Regions from separate parts of the Homo sapiens genome. Here region 1 is linked to region 2. Evidence: read pairs that join two places in POLR2A ChIA-PET (ENCODE). Cell type or tissue: PC-9. All regions are shown on one strand. Region 1 has its middle 13 kb from the start of MIR4734. Region 2 overlaps PIP4K2B (phosphatidylinositol-5-phosphate 4-kinase type 2 beta).

The links. Peaks named below come from ENCODE experiments on the same cell type or tissue, not always from the same donor. Only the 100,000 strongest peaks of a DNase experiment are listed, where the experiment ranks them.
Region 1: POLR2A ChIA-PET joins it to region 2 with 10 read pairs; 5 of 35 experiments call an interaction of 5 or more read pairs at or near these places.

Annotation. Positions count from the first base shown.
Region 1 is chr17:38,687,384-38,691,383 of GRCh38, reverse strand. No RefSeq gene overlaps it. Among named protein-coding and RNA genes, the nearest start is that of MIR4734, 13 kb to the left of the region's middle. In PC-9, no CTCF peak of the experiment used is centred here; no DNase peak of the experiment used is centred here; H3K27ac peaks cover 447 bases.
Region 2 is chr17:38,787,305-38,791,304 of GRCh38, reverse strand. The region is part of intron 1 of PIP4K2B (phosphatidylinositol-5-phosphate 4-kinase type 2 beta); the gene reads left to right. Among named protein-coding and RNA genes, the nearest start is that of PIP4K2B, 10 kb to the left of the region's middle. In PC-9, no CTCF peak of the experiment used is centred here; no DNase peak of the experiment used is centred here; H3K27ac peaks cover 746 bases.

The DNA.
Region 1 (4,000 bases), 100 kb after region 2:
CCACTTCTGGATCCGCTTGGCTTCCCCTGGAAGAGCTTATCCATGTCTGTGGCTTTAACCTTGACCTGTGTGCCTGTGACCTGGTCCTCACCTCTCCAGTCCCAGGCCTCCTTTTCCAGGTCTCCTCTGGCCACTCCCTCCGCATCTAAACTAAGCTCCGCATCTCCCCACCCCAGACCCACCCTTCCTCTTCCAGGTCCTGCCTCAGCTACTAGCCTCCACTTTCTCTGGAGACAAAGACATGGGGGCCTTCTCAACTCTGTCTTCTTCACTCCTTCTCTGAATCAGCCACTCAGTCCCACAGAATCAACCTGGTCAATGCGTCCTAACCCAGAAGCATTCCCATTTCCCCTGAGCACAGCCCTGTTCAGCCTGAAGCATCTTGGTTGTAGTCCTCCACACTGCCTCCCAGGGGATCTATCCCCCATCTTCCTGGTCACTGCCTCCTTCACACACCTCTTGGAAACCAATCTCTGGGCCAAACTCCTGCTAGGCATTGAATGTGCAGGTCTCAGCACCCCCCACACCCTGTCCGAGGGGGAGCCCACACCTTCAAGCCCCAGAGACAGACTTGAGCCCAGTGAGCAGACACTTCAACCACCCCACCAACTTCAGTCTCCAGCCCACTTCAGTCAAAAGAGACAGAGGCACAGCTCTCAGTTCACACTTACCCTGGAACACTCACAGAAGGCAGGCCTCATCAGAATGAATGGAAGAGTGTCCTTGCTTTGAATAAAATGCCAATGAGGGATAACTTAAGCTAATTATCGAGTCATGCCGGAAGCCAAATTATAGACATTGTCATGTTATAAACACCATTTCCCTAGAGAGCGGCTTGGAGACATCTGGGAAGCCTGGAGCCTGAGCTCATTACCTTCCCCCCAAGTTGCTCTGTCTCCTCATGTCCCACCCGAGATGTGAGGGAAGTCTCTGCTTCTGCCAGGGCTTCTGGTTCCCTCCCCAACACAGCCAGTTGTTTGCAGATGCTGCTGATTCTCCTTTGAAAACCCGTCCGTTCCTGTGGCCACTGCCTTCCTTTAGGTCTTAACCATCTCTTGCTGCTTTCTGGGGCGAGTGACTGAATGAGGCAGAGCCTCTGTTTTCCTCATCTGTAAAATATGACTTTTCTTCTGTTCATTAATTTTTTTTAGAGACAGTCTCACTCTGTCGCCCAGGCTGGAGTGCAGTGGCACGATCTCAGCTCACTGCAAGCCTCTGCCTCCCAGGTTTAAGAGATTCTCCTGCCTCAGCCTCCCGAGTAGCTGGGACTACAGGTGCATGCCACCACACCCAGCTAATTTTTGGATTTTTGGTAGAGATGGGGTTTCACCATGTTGGCCAGGGTGGTCTCAAACTCCTGACCTCAAGTGATCCACTGGCCTTGGCCTCCCAAAGTGCTGGGATTACAGGCATGAGCCACCTCGCCCAGCCAAAAAATGCAATTTCTTGATAGAAGGATTGGCTGTTGCCAAGGGGAGCAACTGATCAATATTATATCACTAACAGTGAAACTCAGGCATCAGGGACACCCCAAGGGAACGCAATATGTTGGAGGAAGCTTCACCCACAAAGTGTTTTTGTCAGCATAGTCAACCTGAAGCTAATCAAGCCTGGAGATCTAATTTCCAGTTTACAGAAAATACGGGATAAACAACACCATGAGGAAGCAATCAGAGAAATCTAGAAGGTGGGACATGATGTCTGTAATTTACTTAAAATACTTTAGCAGTTCACCAAGTCAATGGCAAAGGGGGAAAAAGTTATTCTAGATTTAAATGAGACTTAAGGGACATAGCGAAATGCAGTGCGCAGACCGTATTTAGATTTTGGTTGGAGCTAGGCACAGTGGCTCATGCCTGTAATCCCAGCACTTTTGGAGGCCCAGGGAGGAGGATTGCTTGAACCCAGGAGTTCAAGACCAGCCTAGGCAACATAGCAAGAGCCTATCTCTACCAAAATAAATAAATAAATAAATAAATAAGATATACCTAATGTAAATGACGAGTTAATGGGTGCAGCACACCGACATGGCACATGTATACATATGTAACAAACCTGCACGTTGTGCACATGTACCCTAGAACTTAAAGTATAATAAAATAAATAGATAAATAAATAAATAAATTAGCTGGATATGGTGGCACGCGTCTGTGGTCCCAGCTACTCAGGAGGCTGAGGCCTGGAGGTTGAGGTTGCTGTGAGCTGTGATTGTGCCAGAAGCCTAGGCGACAAAGCAAGACCCAGTCCCAAAAAATAAATAAGTAAATAAAGATCTTGGTTGGAACAAATCAAATACAAAAAAAGCATTTTGGAGGACAAGTTGGTAAATTTGAATATGGGCTACATATTGGATGATATTAAGGAATGGGTAATTTTCTGAGGTATGATCATTTTATATATAAACATATATATACATATGTGTGTGTGTGTGTGTGTGGGTATATATATATATATATGTATTTTTTTTTTGACTGAGTCTCGCTGTGTTGCCCAGGCTGGAGTGCAGTGGAGAGATCTTGGCTCACTGTAGCCTCTGCCTCCCGGGTTCAAGCAATTCTCCTGCCTCAGCCTTCTGAGTAGCTGGGATTTCAGGCGCACCACTATGCCTGGTTAGTTTTTGTATTTTTAGTAGAGACAGGGTTTCACCATGTTGGCCAGGCTATTCTTGAACTCCTGGCCTTAGGTGACCCGCCCACCTTGGCCTTCCAAAGTGCTCGGATTAAAGTGTGGCCACTGCACGCAGCCTATGATCATGATATTGTAGTAAGAAAACTTCCTGAAGTATTTAGGGGTAAACTTCCATGAAAACTTTAAATCACTTTTAGCAAATGTTGGCTGTGAGCAGTGGCTCATGCCTGTAATCTCAGTGCTTTGGGAGGCTGAGGAGGGAGGATTGCTTGAGTCCCAGAGTTTGAGATTGCAGTGAGCTATGATCATGCCACTGTACTCTAGCCTAGGTGACAGATGGAGACCCTGTCTCTTAAAAAAAAATAAAAAAGTATTTGGTGGCCAGGTGTGGTGGCTCACACCTGTAATCCCAGCACTTTGGGAGGCCAAGGTAGGTGGATCACGAGGTCAGGAGATCCAGACCATCCTGGCTAACACAGTGAAACCTCGTCTCTACTGAAAATACAAAAAAAAATTAGCCAGGCATGGTGGCGGGTGCCTGTAGTCCCAGCTACTCAGGAAGCTGAGGCAGGAGAATGGCATGAACCCGGAAGGCACAGCTTGCAGTGAGCTGAGATTGCACCACTGCACTCCAGCCTGGGCGACAGAGCAAGGCTCCGTCTCAAAAAAAAAAAAAAAGTGTATTGGGTTGCCAACTCTGTGCCAATTACTAAGCTACTGCAAAATTCAATGTGGTCCCTGTCCCCATGAAACAGAGTGGCGGAGGAGAGGGAGGAGAGGTGGATAATCAGATACACTAATAGATGAATAGTGATTAGCAGATGGAAATCTTTTTTTTTTTTTTTTTTTTGAGATGGAGTCTTGCTCTGTTGCCCGGGTTGGAGTACAATGGCGCCCTCTCAGCTTACTGCAACCTCTGTCTCTTGGATTCAAGCGATTCTCCTGCCTCAGCCGCCCAAGTAGCTGAGACTACAGGCACGTGCCACCACACCCGGCTAATTTTTGTATTTTTAGTAGAGAGCAGGTTTCACTGTGTTGGCCAGGCTGGTCTTGAACTCCTGACTTCAGGTGATCTGCCCGTCTTGGCCTCCCAAAGTGCTGGGGTTACAGGCGTGAGCCACCACGCCTGGCCAGTGGAAATCTTTGAAGGAAATATACACAGCTCTTGAAGTGGGGATAGTGTGGAAACTGACCTGGGCATCATCTGGAAGGGCGAAGAGAGGTTTTCTTAGAGGAAGGGATGACTCAGTGGAGCTCTGAGTAGGAGCAGGCGTTGGCCAGGAGAAGCAATGTGGGGGGAAAGTTTACAGTCTGAAGGAACAGCAAGTGCTTAGGGAAAGAGAGGAAGGAGCTTATTGCTTTAGGCCTAAAG
Region 2 (4,000 bases):
GGAGTGTAGCATGATCTTGTAGATTCTCCTAATGTCAAGTGCTCTTGGTGCAATACCAGGAGAGGCATTAGGTGCCTTGTTTCTGGCCTGATGTATGAGGACTGGGAGCCTGACCCTCTGGCCATGCTAGCCTCATCCTTCTCTGAGCCTCTGCTGTTCTTGATGTCTGTATCCCTGGATTCTCACTTAATTGCATACTGCTTTGACTTTGAGGGTGTCAGGGTTTTTTTTCATCTCCCTGATGAGATTATAAGCCTCCTGTTTCTTTTGCATGTACAACACTTTCTCCCCTTGTGTTCTCCTCCTCCCACACACCTACCTAACAGAATGAAGCACGTAGCAGATATTTCAATAGGAACAGTTCAATTGAAATGGAATAGAACTCTCTGGGATATAAAATTTCACACAACTAAAAAAATAATAATAATAGGGCTAATCCCTACAGTGAATCATCTACATGTGGCCTAGTAGAAATGAGGGGTAAGTCTCCCCTAGTTGAGATATGGATTGTTCACCAATGTTAGCTGAGTTAAAAATTTCCTAGGCTGGGCCAGGTGCAGTAGCTCACATCTGTAATCCCAGCATTTTGGGAGGCTGAGGCAGGCAGATCACGAGGTCAGGAATTCGAGACCAGCCTGACCAACATGGTGAAACCCCATCTTTACTAAAAATACAAAAATTAGCAGGGCATGGTGACATGCGCCTGTAATCCCAGCTACTCAGGAGACTGAGGCAGGAGAATCGCTTGAACCCAGGAGGCAGAGGTTGCAGTGAGCGGAGATTCTGCCACTGCACTCCAGCCTGGGCAACAGAGCAAGACTCGATCTTCTGACCTCGTGATCCGTCCCCTTAGGCCTCCCAAAGTGTTGGGATTATAGGCGTGAGCCACTGCGCCCAGCCGAGCCCTGAACTCTTTGTCTCTGTTTTCCCTTTAAGTCTCGGAGCCAGGCTTGATATGCCAGGAAAAAGGAAATGGGACAGCCACCACGAATTGTTTCTGTTGGCAGAAAAACAAAGAAGTGGAATGGTTTCCTCTGTAGGCACAGATTTGACAGTCACATTCTCTTGTGAGCACCCCCTGGAATAGGAACTGGCATGACTCTTCTGGGGTTTTTTTTGGCTATTGGGAGGGTTTAGCCAATGAAGGGTATCACAGAGCTTGATGCTGGGAATTTAAAAATCAACTTTATTGAGGAATAATTTATGTATATTAAGTGTGCGTATTTTAAGTATACAATTTGATGAATTTCAGCAAATGTATTTGCTCATGTAACCATCACCCCAAGCAACATATAAAACATTTCTGTCACCGTAGAATCACACTTCTCATGTCCCTTTACACTCAGCACCCCCCGCCCCCTGGCCAGGCAACTCATCTCATTTCTCTCATTATAGATGCCTGCTGTAGAATTTCATATAAATGGAATTATACAGGATACACTCTTGTGTCTATGCCAGTTTTTGCCAGCAGTTTACCTAGTGTCTGCTCCACTGCCAACTTATAAACTACCCTGCCCCCAGCATCCCTCTCAAAGCACGTGCATTCCTATGGCTTCCTTCATTTCTCCATGAGTAAATTGGGTTTTTTCCCAACTCTAGGAAGATATGGTTCCCCAGCCCAGTTACTGCATTAACTTGAACTTCCTCCATTCTCTGACATTTCTAAATAAAAAAGGTTTGTAACATAAAAGGAGCAGCAAATTAAATGCCATTTCCCCCATTTATGCTCCTGGAGGAGTTCTAATGACTCTAGGTTATCCCCTCACTGCCACCTGGGGCCTCATTGAGATAACAGGATTTGCAAGGAAAGTGGGAGACACAAGGCTGTGCCCCCTCCCCCCAGTCCATTAAGTCAGGACTAAGGTTTCCTCTGTAAATCCTGAATGCATTAGTGGCAACTGGGTTGAGGGTCAAATGTCAAATACTCTGCTGTGATGGGAGAGGACATCTGTGGTTAATTAGACCACTAACTGGCTAAACTCGAGGTGGGGAAGGGCAGGATCTGCCCTCATCTCTGCACCAATGGAAAGCTAGCTCTCTGTCTAGGATCCAGCTCCCTGAAGGGATGAAAGTCAGAAGGTTTGTTTGCAGTAGAGGCAAGGCATCCTGCCCCATCTCCCTTAGTTTAGTGTATGGCAGGACTTGACATCAGGAACTGGCCCTGCTTTATTTTATTTTCTTTTTTGAGACAAGATCTCACTCTTGCCCAGGCTAGAGTGCAGTGCAGTGGTGCAGTCAGCTCACTGTAACCTCAAACTCCTGGCCTCAAGCAATCCTCCCACCTCAGCCTCCTGAGTAGCTAGGATGATAGGTGTACACGACTATGCCTGGCTAATGTGTTTAATTTTTTTTTTTTTTTGAGACAGAGTCTCACTCTTGTTGCCCAGGCAGTGGCGCGATCTCGGCCCACTATACCTTATGCCTCCTGGGTTCAAACGATTCTCCTGCCTCAGCCTCCCGAGTAGCTGGAATTACAGGTGGCTTCCACCACACCCAGCTAATTTTTTTGTATTTTTAGTAGAGATAGGGTTTCACCATATTGGCCAGGCTGGTCTTGAACTCCTTACCTCAGGTGATCTGCCTGCCTCAGCTTCACATTTAATTATTTTTTTTAGAGATAGGGTCTTGCTGTGTTGCCCAGGGTGGTATAGAACTCCTGGCCTCAAGTGATCCTCCTGCCTTGGCCTTCCAAAGTACTGGGATTACAGGCATGAGCCACTGTGCCAGGCCTGGCCCTGCTTTTATCAGGAGGGTCCAAGTGGGGCAGTGGCCAGACATTTACTACTGCTCACTTTAATCTATTACAGCCGGGCGCAGTGGCTCATGCCTGTAATCCCAGCACTTTGGGAGGCCGAGGTGGGTGGATCACGAGCTCAGGAGATCGAGACTATCCAGGCTAACATGGTGAAACCCTGTCTCTACTAAAAATACAAAAAATTAGCCAGGTGTGGTGTCGGGCACCTGTAGTCCCAGCTACTCTGGAGGCTGAGGCAGGAGAATGGTGTGAACCCAGGAGGCGGAGCTTGCAGTGAGCTGAGATCGCACCACTGTACTCCAGTCTGGGCGACACAGTGAGACTCTGTCTATAAATAAATAAATAAATAAATAAATAAATAAATAAATAAATTTAATCTATTACCTTGGGGATATGAGTTACAAGTCCACACAAACCCATCCAGCTTTTTTTCTTCCTTGAGCTAATTTCTTGAGTGACCCACAATTTGTATGAAGATATTCAAAGGCCTTAATTAATACCCACTTAGGTTGGGAGACATTTATCTATTGATCATTTATTATTGCATATGACAAATATTTATTGAGTATCTGCCATATATGCTAGTAATGGTGCCAAGCACTGTGGTGCCCCAAAGATTAGTAGGATGCTCTTTGCTTAGAAATATAATTAAAGCCGAGCGTGGTGGCTCACGCCTGTAATCCCAACACTTTGGGAGGCCAGGGCAGGTGGATCACCTGAGGTCAAGAGTTCAAGACCAGCCTGACCAACATGATGAAACCCTGTCTCTACTAAAAATACAAAAAAAAATTAGCTGGACATGGTGGTGCATGCCTGTAATCCCAGCTACTTGGGAGGCTGAGGCAGGAGAATCACTTGAGGCCAGGAGGTGGAGATTGCAGTGAGCTGAGATCGTGCCATTGCACTCCAGCCTGGGCAACAACAGCAAAACTCCGTCTCAAAGAAAAAGAAAAAGAAAGATAAATAATATAGTATTGCCTAGCTTAACTCTAGCAGGTGAGGTTTATAGGCATTAACTACAATATGAGAGACTGTGAGATGGCCAGAAGACAGATACAAAGAAAACTTCAGGAATTCCAAGATGGGAAAGGGTATTGATGGTCTAGAGAATCTTGGAAAACTTCATGGAGGAGGTGCCTTTTGAGCTGGCCCTTATCAGGTGGAGAGTTTCAATAGGTAAAATAGGACAAGGTTGGGAACTTACTTGAAGAGAAGAACAGAAATAAAGGCAGGGAGGGGCCAGGT